Regions from separate parts of the Homo sapiens genome. Here region 2 is linked to region 1. The links are chromatin loops, found by intact Hi-C in ENCODE. Cell type or tissue: B cell. All regions are shown on one strand. Each heading gives the region's core, and the rest is flanking DNA. Links, peaks and the distances in the headings are about the cores only. Region 1 overlaps ARHGAP24 (Rho GTPase activating protein 24). Region 2 overlaps ARHGAP24 (Rho GTPase activating protein 24).

Region 1 (9,198 bases), core at 777-8,776:
GTTATTTTTAAAGGATTCCTTGCCAGTGCATGCAGTCAATTACAACATACCCACTGGTACTATACAGAACCTGGAGAAAAGCACAGGTCAAGTAGGGGATTATAATTAAATATCTGAATGAAGAAGGAAACAACTTGTTTGCCACAGAAAGACAGGTTAGAGTTTGAAAACAAGATGTACTCACATTTTTCTTGCCTAGTCCATCAAGTTTCAACAAGCAAGCAGTACATATTTTCATCAGACATTTGCCATAGACTCAAAGGATCATCTTAATTTCCAGTCTTTCTCCACATTTTCTAACACAGGCTTATGTACCTGAATCATTTGCCTCATGAAAGGAAGGGATCGGGTTCATGGACAGAGGGGAAGTGGTGAGGACAGGGACTACTGTCGGACAGTGCAGGTAAAGAGTTAGTGATTTTTGTAGTATTGACTAATAAATCCAAACTTTTCCATAAGCTGAAAATTTTTTAAAAAAGAAAGTGCTAAACACAATTTCTAAATCCCTAAAAAATTCAGACACTTTTTTAAAGCTGTCATTTTTCTTAAGTGGATAATTGTCATGGGATCTAGTGGAGATACATGCTTTAATATTATGCAGTGACTGTCATTTATCCAACACTATGACAAAGGTGTTCCATGCATATTAGTTTATCCACACAATAACTTTAGGTTAGTCTATTTATTTGGAAGTTTATTGTTCAACTCCCTACATTTACCAGGTCACATTAGGAAGCAAAGGTTTTTTTATAATATAAAATATTCACTTATCCACTAAACTATAACATTAGGCCCCCTTCCAAGATGCTTCCCAGTTTCACATGTAGCAGTAGCACATAGCTGCAATTATAACTTGTTTCATATTAGATGAAATAGTTATGTGTATAACTCTATGTTTTTAAGATAAAAATCCTAATAAAACTTATTTTTTATTATTTACCATGAAATCAGGCTCTTTTTCAAAATGGATTCATGTTTTCCTATTTCCAATTTTCTTTAACAATAAACATCCTCTCTTCTATTATGATCATGATTTTTAGATGAATAAATTGATACCAAAAGGCAGTTTTTCTTTATTTCTTTCATATCTGTAGAAAACCACACCAAGAGCCTCGACAAATCCAGATCTAACTTACTTCAATATGCAGCCTAACTCTTCAAGTAAAAATGTAAGAGCCACCAAAATTGAGGCACTACTGTAGGAGGCCTGGAAAGACAATGAAGAGACAGTAAAAGGCTATTGGTGAATGTGAATGGAAACTTTGTGAGTTACTAGCAAACACAAGACTTTTGAAACTGGAAACACTTGTTCACCATGGTAGCAAAAACCACCACAAGTCAGAAATCAGTGTGACACTTTTTCCCCACGACGCTAGAAACCACCTTGAGATAATTTCTGATATAGTTTCAACTCAGCTTCACCCATTTCAGACCCTTTGCATTTTGTCTATTTCTGTTGGTGATTCTGAGTCAAATCTATTAAAATGTATTCATCTGGCTCAATAAGGGTGCTTTCTTTTTTTTTTTTTTTTTTTTTTTTTTTTTTTGTAGATGGAGTCTCACTCCTCACTCTGTGGCCCAGGCTGGAGTGCAGTGGCAGGATCTCGGCTCACTGAAAGCTCCACCTCCCAGGTTCACGCCATTCTCCCGCCTCAGCCTCCCAAGTAGCTGGGACTACAGGTGTCCGCCACCACACCTGGCTAATTTTTTTGGATTTTTAGTAGAGACAAGGTTTCACCGTGTTAGCCAGGATGGTCTCAATCTCCTGACCTCGTGATCCGCCTGCCTCCGCTTCCCAAGGGTGCTTCCTAAGGAATATGTGCTTCATACCATGGTATTCTACATTACCTCTTCATTTCAACATACTAATGCCAAACGCTCTGCTAGACCTGAGCAATAAGAAGTTGGCTCAGACTTAGTCTACACCCTCAGGGACCTGACACAAATAAACAAGTTCATTAAATTGTCTTATGCCCAATCATCACATAATCTAGAAATATCAGTTGTACAATAGTTAAAAATAGGGTAATCTAATGAGGTGCAGTTTAATAGCATTTAAACTGGAAGTGCCATAATGCTAAGCAATGAAGGATCTCTTTTTCAGGTCATCAAAGTATTTCATCATATATTTCAAAGTAACTATGAGAAAGAATTTTGAATATTTTTACAACAAAGAAATGATAAATGCTTGACATGATGGATATGCAAGATACCCTGCTGATTTAATCATTATACAATGTATATATCCATTAAGACATCACACTGTGTCCCATTAATATGTGCAATTATTATGTGTCAATTAAAAATGATCTAAAACTGTAAAAAAATCTAACTTAGTCATGAAGGAATGCATGGAGTTGCCTTCCCAATTGTGATAATGGGAAGAGCAGAGAAGGCACAAAAAACAAAGAAGCCCTTGTGTTAGAAAACAACTGAAGTCATTCCAGATTAATTAATAAAAATTTTATATGTATTATGCAAAACATATTAAAGGAAAATAAAATTGTCTTAAAAATCAGTAATTACTCAACTGATAGTGAACTTGAAACATTTTCAAAAGCAGTGATAAAAACTCAGTTCTGAAACAGAGTAATACTCTTATTCCAGAATATTCTGGGGGTACATAAAGGAGGATCAATTGGACGAGGACAGTGTAATGGAGGCATACATTCCAGAATAAAACGGAAACAACACTATTGCTCCTCCTGGCTAATGATGTTCACTAATTTCTCAATGAAGAGAAAATTCAGTTGATGGCAATACCCCATATATTCTATTTCTATTGTTCAGTTTACATTTAGCAAAATAGATAATTTTATAGGGGTCCCATTTCAGAGCATATTTATTCAATCCTTATTAAATAATAGCAAATTTATCCTAGCACTTTACTAGATACTAAGCATTTTAGAAACATAATGTATTGAATCATCACAACCATCCTTTGCTGGAGGTAATACTCTTACTCTTGTTTTACAGATGAGGAATCAGAGTCACAAAAAGGCTAAGAAGTTGAAGGTCACACAGGGAGTAGGTAGAGAGCCAGGATTCAAACCTAAGCAGCCTGTGCTATCTCTCTAACTAAAGAAAGTCCTCGGGTTTAATTATATTAATAAATTCATATTTAAAAACATTGAGTACTGGCTGGGCATGGTGGCTTATGCCTGTAATCCCAACACTTTGGGAGGCTGAGGCGTGCAGATTGCCTGAGGTCAGGAGTTCGAGACCAGTCTGGCCAACATGGTGAAACCCCGTATCTACTAAAAATACAAAAAAATTAGCTGGGCAGGGTGGCACGCACCTATAATCCCTGCTACTCAGGAGGCTGAGGCAGGGGAATTGCTTGAACTAGGAAGGTGGAGGTTGCAGTGAGCTGAGATCATGCCATTGTACTCCAGCCTGGCGACAGAGCAAGTCTCTGTCTCAAAAAAAAAAAAAAAAAAAAAAAAACAACCAAACAAAAAAACATTGAGTACTATCAACCAGGTACTATATGAAGCACAGGGCCACAGAGATGAACACTATTGTTTATGTTTATATGTAAATAATAAATACAATAAAGTCTCACAGAGACTAGGCTATATTTATAATGTCAGTGGACCACAAAGAAGTAGTGGTCAGCATGGAAACTGTTTGGCTGGTTGCCCTAACAGGTAACATTCAACTTGTTGCCTTTATTGACAAAAATAGAGATGCATTAGGTAATTGGCATCCTTAAAAAAATTCCATATTAGCATACCGTATTTATGTCTGAAAGTCTTATATATTACAACAGTCTCCTCTCCCTGTTTTATTCTTTTCCTCTTTTCTCTCTTTTCTGCCTTTTTCAATTCAATTCATATTTTTGAGCATACACTTGAATAAGACACTTTCTGCTCATTCATTATAAACAACATATTAGAATTTATGTTAAAGACAAAGAAGGCTCTTAAATAGAAGAAATCTTTAAAGAGTTTAGAAATTTTCATTCGCTCCTTAGCTTTCCCCTACCTCTGGCACATTTTGTGGCTTCTGTTTTATAACTGCAGACCCACAGACAGTTAGAGGCACACCTGTATAAACACCAAGGCCCAGAGATTTTCGTTGGTCTGCAGCCAGCACCAGGCATCATGCACTTTCATATTCTGTCTCACTTGAGCCCCATCAACACCTGAGGGAAAGCCCAAGACCAAGGGGCTAAACCCTGAGAAAGTTGGCACGGCGTAGCTATGGCTCCAACACCTGGGCTAAATGAGGAAGTATTTTTGATACTTCCTCATTTAGCCCAGGTGTTGGAGCCATAGCTACGCCGTGCCAAGTTTCTTAAAAAAAAAAAAAAGAAAAGAAAAGAAAATAATGCTTGACAGTTTTCAGAAACATTTCCTTCTTTATGATTTAAAATTCATCCCAGAGTGGCTGTGATATATGTGAATATAGCTAAATGCACAGAGAAATATCTGGGACAGATTCAAATGAATGAAATGTATTAATGATATTAGGGAAGGGGTACGGAGATGATTCCTGCATGATATTTTTTTAGTGACAACTGGTGACCTGATACCAGTGAAGTGTAAGATTGTGGTTTTCTTTCTCTTTCTCTCTTTTTCTCTCTTTCTCTCTTTCTCTCTCTCCCTTCCTCCCTCCGTTCCTCCCTCCCTCCCTCTCTCTCTCTTTCTTTCTTTTTGACGATCCTTGGTATTTTGGAAAATCTTTGTGGCTAAAATAAAAGAAACTTAAAGGACATTTGATGCAGAATACATAGCTCTCTATAGCGAATGTTGATCTCTATATCTCATTAATTCAGTTTAGGCAGAATGGAAATCATCTGACCATTCTGGCCCTGATACAGACTCTATTATTCTCATCCATGTGTTTCTATAGATAACATCTACTCCATCTCCAAAGGGAGAATGTCCTTAGATAGAGGGAAGTAAACTCAGGCCCTCTCTCACCAAAGACAAATCAAACTTGAGAGAACTGCAGATACCCTTCCACATTTGCAAAGCCCTTTCATAAAGTTCTAGCAATCCATGAAGGAAGTAAGGTCTGTATTATTATTGTCTCTCAAACTCTTCAAGTCTTTTCTTAAATGTCATCTGATCAGTCTTTCTCTGGCAATTCTTCATAAAGCAGCAATTATTTTCTTCCCTGGCTCCAGCCTTTCTTATTCCCTTGCTGGTTTAAGTTTTCACCATAGCACTTAACTCTATCTAGAACATTACACATTTATGTATTTATATAATGTCAGTCTCACTTGACTACAGTGAGAAGAGTGACTTTGAGTTGTTCACTGGTCTATCCCTGGGGCTTGGAATAGTGCCTGTCAGTTAGTTCATACTTACCCAATATTTGCTGAATGAATAAATATTGAATAAATGAGTAAATATAAGGGCTCAGAAGAGTGTAACTTGTTCAAGTAAGTTACAAAGCTAATTGGTAGTAGATTCTAGACTATACTTCGATCTTAAAAAATCTTTATCTTATCCTTTTTCTTTTCCTTTTTTTTTTTTGAAATGGAGTCTCGCTCTGTCGCCCAGGCTGGAGTGCAGTGGCCCGATCTCGGCTCACTACAAGCTCCCCATCCTGAGTTCACGCCATTCTCCTGCCTCAGCCTCCCGAGTAGCTGGGACTACAGGCACCCGCAACCACGCCCAGTCAATTTTTTTGTATTTTAGTAGAGACAGGGTTTCGCTGTGTTAGCCAGGATGGTCTCGATCTCATGACCTCATGATCTGCCCGCCTTGGCCTTCCAAAGTGCTGGGATTACAGGCGTGAGCCACCGCGCCCGGCCTGGCCTATCTTTTCCTTTATCTATGGAAATCCTAAATGCCCCTTTGAGGTCTGATGCCCCAAAGACTGAAGATATTTCATAAGGTGTTTGGCACATAGTAGGTATTCAAAACATTTTTTTGCATCTGAATCTGAATAACTGAGAATACCACCCATGACATAAATGTTGTAATTTTCCACTTGCTGAAAGTCTTTGAAATAACTCCAGTGGGAAGAAGGGAGATGAAGATGGTTCCTGAGGGGGTTCCAAAGAGAATCAGAAAAGGTCAGCTACCATAAATAAGTATAATTCTTGCAGGAATTCATCACAATCTCCATAAACGCTGATTACTGAACACACCTCCAACCCTATTGTTCCCTGTAACCTTTTCAGACTGAGATGTACTTTTTTGTTGTTGCTAAACAACACATATTCTTTGTAGAAATTGAGAAATGCACAGAAAAACACACAGAAGAAAACTTAAATCTCCTATATGTAATCACATTGAACAGAAAAAATCTATAAACATTCCCCTGTATATCTTCATTTCCACGATACACGTGTATAATATATTTTAAATAGGTGAGAGTTTACTGTACATAATGTATAGTATCAGCTTTTTAAAAATTTAACAATGACTCATAAGCATTTTCCATTTCATTGAGCATTCTTACATAAGTTTAAAGGACTACATAATAGCTCTTGTTGTATGAATGCAAGATAATCTATTTAATCATTCCCATATATGAAGATATTTTATTATTCCTATTTACTTATAAACAAAACCATGTTAACATCATGTAAGAACATATTTGTATACTTCTCTGATTATTTCCTTAGAATAAATCCACTTTTTTGGAATTGCTAGGTCAAAGAGAACAGACACTTGAGTTTTGAGGTACATTGTGGACTTCCCATCTGGAAAGAGTATATTAGATTAAACTCTAACTATATATATATTTCCCTAAAGCTATGTCAATATATTATGATTAAAAATACATTTTCCAATTTGAGAGACAAAAGTCATCTCTCATTTTCTGTAACTTTATTTTATGACAAAAATAATGTGTTCATTACAGAAAACATAAAAAATCTAGACACAAAAAAGAAAAATCACTTACATTCTAATACACATAATTAACCATTAACACTTTAGAGTGAATACATTCTCTCTAAAGCTTTGGTTATTTGTGTGTATATGTAAATGTTCATAGCCATAGATATAAGTACAATTAACATTCTAAAGTGAGGCCTAGTGCTGTGGCTTATGCCTGTAATCCCAGCACTTTGGGAGGCCAATGCGGGCAGATCAGGAGTTCAAGACCAACCTGACCAACATGGTGAAACCCCGTTTCTACTAAAAATACAAAAAATTAGCTGGGTGTAGTGGTGCAAACCTGTAATCCCAGCACTTTGGGAGGCCAATGTGGGCAGATCAGGAGTTCAAGACCCACCTGACCAACATGGTGAAACCCCGTTTCTACTAAAAATACAAAAAATTAGCTGGGTGTAGTGGTGCACACCTATAATCCCAGCTACTTGGTAGGCTGAGGCAGGAGAATAGCTTGAACCCAGGAGGTGGGGGTTGCAGTGAGCTGAGATCATGCCACACTGCACTGCAGCCTGGGTGACAGAGTGAGACCCCATCTCAAAAAAAATAAATTCTAAAGTGAGACGATACATCTATCTTTTTAACTACAAATATCATGAACATTTTTCCTTATTAATTATTCATGTAGAAGAACATTTTAATGGCTGCTGTTTAGTGTTTCAATATACAAATAGAATTTATCTTGCCAAGTGCCCTATGGCTGGTTACCAAAGTTAATTTCAATCATGTAATTTCAAGTTTACTTACTATTAAATAAAGGGATTTTTCATTTGTTTATTGAACATGGATAATTCTTTAGTGATTTGTCTCATTTAGATCTTGTTAAAGATATACTCACAGTTTTCTTCCAAATATTGGACAGCTGGAGATTTCTACAGCAGGCAGGATCAGCAATAGGCCAAGGAGGCACTTGTCACTTCAACATGCAGAGGGGAACATTACTGTAGTCACCACAGTTCAAAGCATCTCATTCAAGCCTAATGAGTTATCTAAGCCTGTTACTGAAAAACAGGAAATCTCAAATTCCAGTCCAGTTTTGACGTCATCAGTTTTTGCAGTCTAGGGCAACATCTTGTTCTACAGACTGCATTCTGCCCAAAGGACATGATAATTACTGACCTGCCTTTTCAGGACTTGCAAACATTTTTAGCAATTCTAAAAATACTGGGGAAGGTGAATGAGTATTCTTTTTGCTCATTACCAGGCAGCAACTTAGTCAAATAATAAGATATGCTGCTGTACTAATAAAAACTTAGACTTCAAAGATTAAAAAAAAAATCAACGCTTAATTGATTCAGAGAGCCTAGTCCATCATCCTTCAGTAACCTAATTACCTGACTTTGTGCAGACACATTAATGAACCATTAGTGCAATCTCATAAATGTATCACTAGCGCTTAGCACAGTACTAGAAACATATGAGAAACTGAAATATGAAATGAGAGAATGAATGAATGAATAAATCTTCTGCTATATTTACATCAAGTTTTCTAATATATGTCACCCACATTGTACTACTGATGACAATTTTGGTTTCAGTTTGACTGTCAGCTGAGGAGTGAGAAGCCTAGGAGCATTCTGATTCCCTTAAATTAGGCCTTAACTAGTTTCCTTTACACATCTAATATCTATGTATTAAAAATAAAGATGTTAAGTATTTAAATTTTCTTTACAAGGATGCTTTGGAAAACTTAAGAAACATTTTTATACCTATAATGTCATTAAATAATAAAGTTAGTAAGCTCTTATATGAAGGGAGGTATCAAGGATGGTAAGTGCGTCACAGCTAAGCTGCAACTGTCGGCAGCAGATAGGAAAAAGAATAACAGTCCCACTACAGGTGAATTTTCAAGGTGGTCAACCACCTCCATATGCTTCTAAATAGTCAGCACTTCAAATAAATAATCTTCACCAAAGACAATTTATTATGTGATTTTTCTTATCCCCCAAATTAATAGAGGACAAAAGGCTATGTTAATTATGTAAAAATCTAACCTTAGTTTCTTCTAAAAATGAAACATATTTATTTGTTTACTATGATTAAGCAGTTTATTTCCTCACAGTACCAAAAGGCAGAACAAAATAAATTGGCTGGTACATTTTAAAAAGCAGCATTTTGCTCATGTTACTGAGGGTGCATTTTTATTAGCTTGAAAGATAAAATAATCCCTAACATATTAGACATTAAAATAGAGCAAGTTAATGCAGTGAGGTAATCATGATTAATCAAAAATAAATCTCTCAGTGTCACCTTAAAATGCACATTGCAAGATTTTTCTCTAAAATCCAAACTGAAATTGCTTTTCATCAAGAACTGAGGAATTTAGAATAGGACGCCAAGA
Region 2 (9,198 bases), core at 749-8,748, 95 kb before region 1:
CCCGTCTCTACTAAAAATACAAAAATTAGCCGGGCATGGTGGTGCCTGCCTGTAACCCCAGCTACTCAGGAGGCTGAGGCAGGAGAATCACTTGAATCCAGGAGGTGGAACTTGTAGTGAGCTGAGATCACGCCACTGCACTCCAGCCTGGGTGACAGAGTGAGATTCCATCTCAAAAGAAAAAAGAAAAAAAAAAACAAAAACAACATCTTTTTGAAAAGCACGTGTTTCAGGGAAATGTGTTTTGTGTCTAGTGGAAATCTGTTTCACTAGATTTTTAAAGTATATTAATGATGGTTAGTTATAGAAAAATGTTGATATAAAAGTGGACTCTATATTAAAATTTCTTATTATGACAGATGAGTTTTAGTAAGCAAGATGAAATTTTACATTATCAGTTCTTAGCTAGTAGTTTCCACAGTACATTAATCATTTTTATTTAATAAGCAAAATGTATTTTTATTAAATTGCTTTACAATATGGTATATCCAGTGATTCAATGGATGTAACATTTAACAGATTGGAGGTCCATCAAAAAAAAGAATTTCTCTAACAATTTTACATCTACACATCACATAAAGTAGTTTAAAGTTACTCAGTTCATCCCCCTACCAATGCCTGAATTCTGTCTTCATCCAGCTTGAGGAAGATCACTTCATAGTGGTCACCTCCGATCTTTTTTAAGTTCTACTTCATACCCAGCTGAAATCTGGCTCTTGAGAATATCTGTGCCCTCTCCCCTGCAACCATTGGCTGAGAATATCCTATGGTTCTTGACATCTTTAAAGACACCTACCATGCCCCCATTGTCTTCCTTTCCCCTCTTGATATTTTATTCATCTGTTAAGAAAATTAACCTCCAGACCCCTCATGACTCAGATATTCCTCCTAAATCTATGCTTATTTGTCACTATAACTGTTACAGCCTGGTGCTCTAAAACAGTATCCAACATGAGAAGCCATAGAAGAGAGAATAAAAACATGAATTCTAGAGTCAAACTGTCTTTTTTCACATATAAACTTTACTCCTTGTTAGGTACAACTTTGAGCAAGTTCCTGACCTTCTCTCTGCCTCATTCTCTTCATCTATAAAATACAGATAACACTAGCAATTAACTCATATGACCGTTGATAGCTGAACACGATGCCTGCATGTGGTAAGCACACGAAAAAATGGTCATTTCTAAAAATGCTGGACTATAACCTTCCCTATCTACATAATGGAATTCAATCAAAAGGTTCTAAAATGTTGCTATCTCTACAGGTGTTCTGATTACATGGTTGTTGCTCACAGTGAGTGTGTAGTCACTTCCCACGTGAATATTTACATGCATGCAAGTCATATTATATTCATTCAAGTAATTATTGAACTTCAATATGTATATGTCTTATTTGTACATGTATATTCGTATATTTTGTTAAATTTTCTTGTTAGAGTCAAAAAATTAAAATTTAAAATATAGTATCTGTCATATGTGTAAATTTTAATACTTTATAAATAATTTTTAAATATATCCTATATAAACTTGGTAAAAATCTCATATTTCATTAATTTTATAATTTGCATTTTCTCATTTTATATTTTTTAATTTGGGATACATCTTATAGACAATGGTAGATCATAATTCAAATTATAGTGTGTTATTATTCTTAGTAATACCTAAAATGATGGTATGTCTTACATTTGATTTGGTCTCACATTAACTGAACTATGGTTTAAATGTGAAGAATAGGTATATCAATCATAAAAAGCAACAAAATCTAAAGGAAACTCTCATCTTTTCTACTTTCCTAAGTGATTCCATTCTACTTAGATTTATCCACTCCAAACTTTTAAAACTTATTGACCCTTGGTCAATCAAAGTACCTTATGATGTTTTCTTACTTTTCATTAAAAAAATTCTATCTGGTTGCTTATACATTCAAAAATCTTTAATAAGCCCTACTATATGCCAGATACGGTACTGAGGACATAGTACTTAAAAACAAAGAACAAAATATAAGTTAACAAAAATGAAATGTAGAACCTGTCCTCGGAGTTTCCTTTGTAATTAACAAAGAGAAATATATGCCATATGATGCCACTTATTACTAAGTTGTTAAAAATATTTTTAAATAAATGAAGACAAAGAACTGAGTATCATAGTTTTTAATCCCTCCACAGGTCACAGCACATCGTCTTATATCCAGTAAATGGAAAATACATTCAGTACTTCATGAAGGTACTTTGGCAAAAGTTACATTTAGATACTGCCCAACTTCTCCTATCACTACCATATTTTTTCTTATTTTTTGATGGCCTCCATTCCAAAACTATCTTATAAGATAATTTTCTCATGGTGGTCAATAAATTTTAACTCATAAATAAGGGGTTTGATGCCAAGACTTCAACACATTCTCATAAGCATTTTTAGAAAAGTTGAGGAAGAAATGGTTTCTTTGACTAAAAGGCTGGAAGCTACAATGATAGAAAGAAGATATATTAAAGTGCAGTATTAAAAACCTGTATGCAAATGTACATAGTGGATCTACTAATAAATCTGACAAATGGGGTACAACCTAAATATTTTTCAGCAACTAACTGGACAAAAAAAAACTGTATATATGCATACAATTGAATTGAATACTACTCTGCAGTGAAAAGTAAGGAGCTACTGATAACACACAACAGCACGCAAGAATTTCAGGTGCATTACGTTCAATGAAAGATGACAGGCTCAAAGGTTACATGCTATAGATTGCATAATATAACTTTCTGGCAAAGATAAAACTTCAGGGACAGAAAATATACCAGTCATTGCCAGGGGCTGAGGGTGGGGGAGCGGATGACTGCAAAGGGGCATTGGGGATTTTTTTGGGGGTAGCATAACTGTTCTATAGTTTGATTGTGGTGGTGATTACATAACTCTATGTAAATTATACCTCAATAAACCTGACTTTAAAAATGTAGTGTTGTTGATGCTCTGGGGTGTTGGAGAGTGCCTTAGTCTGTTTGGGCTGCTATAACAGCCTACCACAGACTGAATGACTTATAAAAAGGATAAATGTCTTTCTCACAGTTCTGGAGGTTGAGAAGTTCAATATCAAGGTGCCAGCAGATTTGGTGTCTAATCAGGGTCAGCTTTCTAGATGTCAGTGTTTTTGCTGTAACCTCACATGGCAGAAGAGGCAAGGATCTCTCTGGGGCCTCTTTTATAAGGGCACAAATCTCATTCTTGAGGGCACTACCCTCATGATGTCATCAACTCCCCCAAGTTCCCACCTTCTAATTTCATTATCTTGGGGGTATTTTGATGTGTTAATGAAGTAGGGGACACTAACTACAAACATTCAGAACATAGAAGAGGGTTGCCCACTGCTGCCAGCCAAGTCAACGTAAAACAGTACTTCATCCTTACTGGGTGTCTAGGACCATCTGTCATCTCATCTCATCTACCCTGAACATCTACCACACTCAATGCAGAGAAAACAGTAGTGCCTTTCACATGACACGTACTAAAAATATTTGTAGAATGGGAAGCTGACTAAATGAATAAAAAACACGTGAATGAATTTCTTACAAGTCTATGGTCTTGGTGACCAGGCAACTTTTAATTATTCTATTTCCACTGCCTTAAAGGATAAAATCTACTTCTTTCATAGCCTCATTTTTATCAACAATGACCCAGTTGTTTTAGTCATAATCTTGGTAGGATCCTTAGTTTCTTTTATATTCATTTTTCTCTTCTCTATTCTTTCCCACAAGTAAATTCTCCTTTCACATGCTTCTCGGTGGGGGTCTCACTTCTGACCTCCACCTTTGCCTTTCTCTGTCCATCACAGCTGGCCACAAAGAGCCTTCCCTGTCACTGTTTTGAGTATATTTTGTATTTCTCAGACCCCTTCATGGGTCACTTATAACAAGTTAAAATTTCTGTTTATGCAATAATGAAAGCTGAAGTGAAATATTCAAAACTGAGTACAAATGATGCTGTAAATTAAACATGCATTTAAATCTTGACAATCTAGTAATATATTCTGCAAACAACCTCATTACAGGACATCAAAACTCACAAACCCCAGGGCGAACGAATGCAAAACAGAAGACAACATTTATACTTTTGTTTCTTGTATTTCATTGAATAACTTATTGACAATTTGTGTAAAAAAGTTTATCAAATTGAAGGGACTAATTTTTTATTGTGTTTCAATAATGTATCTTATAATACTTTAGAGCCTATAAAATATGAATATATGTTAATGTATATGAAAAGATTTCAAAAACACTTTTAAGAAATAAATTTTATAAAATAGCTGTCAAAAATGTTAATTATTAATTAAGTTGATATTTGTTTGCTATGCTGCTAATAAATAACCTAAAACAATCATTTTAAGGTATGCATTATTCTAATTTTAAGAAAGTTGCATCTGTATAAATACAATGTACATCTGTTTCTCTAGGCAGAAGAAGAAAAGTAGAGATTTTTTGAAAACTTGTTTGGCTTCTGTATTTTGTTCTGCGTTTTCACCAAAACATAACAGAATGTACTTCCCCTTTCAAGTTACTACTCTTCCTTTGTCTATATATTTACATATGCTAGAGTCATAAAGAGAGAAGCTTTATTACATGTGTGGGTGTATATATTATATACATATATCTTATAACTAGAGAGAAAGGAAAAAGAGAGACACACATTCATAGGCTGATAGGAATGGAGTAGAGATGAAACAACCTTTCAGAAGAAAAATATGTACCATGGGTTGATGGACTTTTGGACAGTCTTCCTTAGACTCAGGAACTGAGTCCAAATCTCTGGTTATTTTGTTCTCTCAGGCAAGACATGAAGGAAGTGTGATCTGACCACATTGCAGATGGTTTGGATAATCAGCATTCAAAAAAGAATTTTTATTAAATCCATTTACCATATGTTTCCATTAAGCTGGAGCCTCTATTGTATTATACAAACACACATAGTACACACATATCTATATATGAATCTTGATGTCACTAACTCTATACTTTGTGCTAATGTAAGAGTTTACTGGGTTCTTGAACATCTGTCAGGACCACCCAGACAATTCTGAATTGTAAAAAGAAAAAAATTCAGTCAACCAAAATCTGACCAGATAAGACATGAAATGTAAGGACAGGCTTTTGTATTTGTGACAGCTGTCCCAAATTCTTCATTGATTGATGTATTTATTTTACAGTAGGATGCAATCACTGTAAAATAATTGCCATCTTAAGATGCATACGGTACAGTTTTTTTGAAAAGATGCAAACAGCAAAATTGATAACAAAAACAAAACAAGATGATATTGGGTACTCAGGGTGGGAAATGTTGGGAGATGGGTGAGGGAAAAAAGAAGATATATTGGGTGCAGTGTACAGCGCTCAGGTGATGGGTGCACTAAAATCTCAGAAATCACCACTAAAGAACTTACCCATGTAACCAAAACCTGCCTGTACGCAAAAATTATTGAAATAAAAGATTAAAACAAAACAAAAGGCTATGAGGCAAGGAATATAATAAATCGATAATGTGATTAGGAAGATAAAATGTGTTTTATGTCTAGTGTGGCCATACGCAAGAAGAAATATAAGTAGCTGATGGAGGGAGAGATAATAGCAAGTGGTTACTATCACATCTCCTTTCCTATAAACCTTTTCTTTAAAAATTCTGTAATTATAATGACAGAGAGACTAATGAAATACCCAAAAGTTATTCACTTTATTTCTTATAATGAAATATTTCTTCCAATTCCAGATCATCTTAATTCATGAATTTCCAAGGGGAAGGATTTCTCAAGGAATAAATATTGGAAATTATGTCTACATAAAAAATACAACAGTGTGAAACAAACAAAGAGAGATATTTTATTTTTGTTTTGCCTGCTGGAAGATACTATATAAAGGAAAATATACCAGATAAATTTCAAAAATAGAGTGATTTTCCATTTTTTTCTCTAGTGATATCTTACATTCACCATGTCTACTTTACATCAAACTCTTCATAATAAAAGAGTCTTTTTAGTGGAGTCAGTATAAGTTCACGTTTCAAGCTCAGACTTCTAACCTTGATTTGTTATTCATATATACTGCTCTTTCTCTACTTGGATATCTAACACACAACATTAAGTGACCACAAACAGAACTAAGCTCTTTAACCACCACCTCCCCAACCACCATTACCACCACCCATCAGCTGGCTTCCCCTGTAATCCTTCCTATCTCCATTGATGGCAATTTTGTCTTTCAGGGTATTCAGCCAAAAATCTTGAAGTTACGTTTGACTTTCCTCTTTTGCACCACGTCAGCTGCATTAGCAACTCCTGTTGGCTCCATTTTCTTCTTCTTCTTTATTTATTTATTTTTTTTTTTTTAGACAGAATCTCACTCTTTCCCCCAGGCAGGTGTGCAGTGGCATGATCTTGGCTCACTGCAACTTCCACCTCCCGGGTTCAAGCAATTCTACCTGCCTCAGCCTCCCCAGTAGCTGGGATTACAGGCACCCATCCTTACACCTGGCTAATTTTTATATTTTTAGTAGAGATGGGGTTTCACCATGTTGGCCAGGCTGATCTCAAACTCCTGACCTCAGGTGATTCACCCACCTCTGCCTCCCAAACTGCTGGGATTACAGGTGTGAGGCACCATGCCCGGCTCAGCTCTATCTTCAAAACAGATGTACTGGTCACTTATTACCTCTACTGTGTGATCTCCTCAGGAAAGTAAAAATCATTGCTAAGTATGAGGTTTAAAATCTCAATCCAGCTTGTGTAACATAGTGTTTCCTTAATATTATTAATTTTTAATGGATAAATGTAATATTTTTCTATAGATAACTTTGTAGCTGTTCTTTTATTCACTCAACAATATATATTAAATGCCTACTATGGGCCAGGCACTATTCTAGGTACTTTGGATACATCAGTGAACAAAATAAAGATCTCAGTCCTAGTGGATCGTATACTTAATGGGAGACAGACAATAAACAATACACAAAATGAATACATTATGTACTACCTTAGAAGATGATAATGACTGTTCAGAAAAGAAAAAACAGTAGAGAAAGTGAAGTCAGGAGTTATAGCGGGGTGGGGAGGGTGTTGGTTAACAGTTTTAAATAGGGTGGTAAGGATATCTCTCTGAAAAGTAAATTAAAAAAAAAAAATTGAGACAGGGTCTTGCTCTGTTGCCCAGGCTGGAGTGCAGTGGCATGATCATAGCTCACTGCAGCCTCAACCTCCCAGGTTCAAGTGATCCTCCCACATCAGCCTCCCAACTAGCTGGGACTACAGGCAGGCACCACCACATCTGGCTAACTTTTTTGAAAAATTATTTTTTGTAGAGACAGGATATCACTATGTTGACCAGGCTGGTCTCAAACGCCTGGGCTCAAGTGATTTTTCCACCTCAGCCTCCCACAGTGTTGGGATTACAGGTGTGAGCCACTGTCCAGTTTGAAAAATGAAATTTTTAATGGACACTCATCAGTTTGATTTCCTTCTGCATATCTAGGAAGAAGATTAACAAGGAGGTGCCAAGAATAAAATGACATATACTGCTGTAGTCTCTGATTCAAATCTTTCTCTATATCCATCATAGGATCATGTTTGTAAGGGAAAAAGCAAAGAATAGATGGGACAAGGATGCAACCAAAAATATCCACTTATGGGCTGAATATTTGTGTCTCCCCAGAATTCATATGTTGAAGTCCTAATCCCCAAAGTAATGGTAATTAGAGATGGGGTCTTTAGGAGGTTTTTAGATGAGGTCATAAGGGATGTCATGGTGACATGGTCAAAGGAGGAGCAAGTGGGGGGTGGTGGTACCACACACATTTCAATGACCAGGTCACAGGAGAACTCACTATCACAAAGACAGCACCGGCTATGAGGGACCTACCCTCATGACTCAAACACTTCCTGCCCAGCCCCACCTCCAGCATTGGGGTTACAACTTAACATGAGATTTGGGTGAGGACAAATATCCAAACTATATCAAAGAGTGTCCTTGCTAGGTCGCTCTTTGTCATGGGAGGACAAACTATGAACGTGCTATGTGGAAGCCAGGAAGAAGCCCTCGCCAGAACCCAACCATGTTGGCGCCCTGGTTTCAGACTTTTAGCTTCCAGAACTGTGAGAAAATAAATGTCTGTTGTTTGAGCCACCTGGTCTATGATATTTTGCTAAGGCAGCAGGAAGAGATTAACAGACCACTACAATGTTAAGTGTTGAAACTTTACAAATGTGAGCCTATGAAGCCAGGAAGGATGTTATATAGAGAAGTTCCATGTTCAAATACAATTTATAGTGCCTCCCAAATGTTGAGGCATTTAACATTCAAAGAATCCCACAAAATCATGTTAATGATCTCTCTGAAGAATTTCTGGATCTGCCCACTTTCTATATTCTATAGATACACTTGCAGAGTTTACTTACACTTAGTCCCCCAGCTCCCACTCTTTCCTCCCCAGGCAGACAGTCACAGAAACCCTGCCAACCTTCCATGGGTCCAGCAGTCCATCAAATGACTAAAAATGAAGCTGCTCTGGTAAGAAGCCAAGCTCCAAACTGATAACAATGTTGAAATATCTGTATACCTGAACTAATTTAATTTTGTCATACATTGTCACAATGGACAAAGCCTTAACAAAGTTTTAGTGGGTGCTTGTGTAAGTAGATACTGCTGGCTAGTCTTCCTTCCCACTTCTCCCTTCCTCTCCCACACTCCCCTCAAATACACACTTCTTGCTTAATCTTGCTTTACAAATAATAGTATATGTTTGCCTAAGAAAATATTTCAAGATTAAACAATGAACATGAAATGAAAATGGACTCAGTATTTCTATGAAGTTTTTGTAGCTTTTTCAAATTGGGTGCCCCTAACTTTAATTTTAATGACTCTCTGACACCTCCCTTCACCTCTGGTCAAGGCAGGCTTCCCTTTCCTGCCTGTCTCCCTTCCTCCACCTCACACAGAAACATCCGTTTCCACTTCCTGAGTTTTTCTTATGCTCATCACTTAACCTGGAGTGTCCTTCCAAGTGTGTTCTGATTCCTAAAAGTTCAGCCTCTACCTTCTTCACTTTTTTCCTCAGAAACAGCCCAATTGACTTCCATTTCATTTAGTATGTTAACCTGTCTTCTAGAACATATTAATAGAACTATATTATCCTATTCACTATCTGCTACACAGCTGAGCTTACTGCCAGC

The links. Peaks named below come from ENCODE experiments on the same cell type or tissue, not always from the same donor. Only the 100,000 strongest peaks of a DNase experiment are listed, where the experiment ranks them.
Region 2: it touches region 1 in a loop (2.0-fold over the local background); 2 of 110 quality-filtered maps call a loop at or near these places.

Annotation. Positions count from the first base shown.
Region 1 is chr4:85,602,801-85,611,998 of GRCh38, reverse strand. All of the region lies in intron 2 of ARHGAP24 (Rho GTPase activating protein 24), which reads right to left. Among named protein-coding and RNA genes, the nearest start is that of MIR4451, 120 kb to the left of the region's middle. RefSeq lists an enhancer at 1,239-1,298. In B cell, for the core only: no CTCF peak of the experiment used is centred there; DNase peaks (open chromatin) are centred at 1,308, 4,148, 7,878 and 8,358; H3K4me3 peaks cover 1,844 bases; H3K27ac peaks cover 8,000 bases.
Region 2 is chr4:85,697,560-85,706,757 of GRCh38, reverse strand. The region is part of intron 2 of ARHGAP24 (Rho GTPase activating protein 24); the gene reads right to left. Among named protein-coding and RNA genes, the nearest start is that of MIR4451, 20 kb to the left of the region's middle. In B cell, for the core only: no CTCF peak of the experiment used is centred there; DNase peaks (open chromatin) are centred at 3,634, 3,887, 4,647 and 6,200; H3K4me3 peaks cover 2,206 bases; H3K27ac peaks cover 7,638 bases.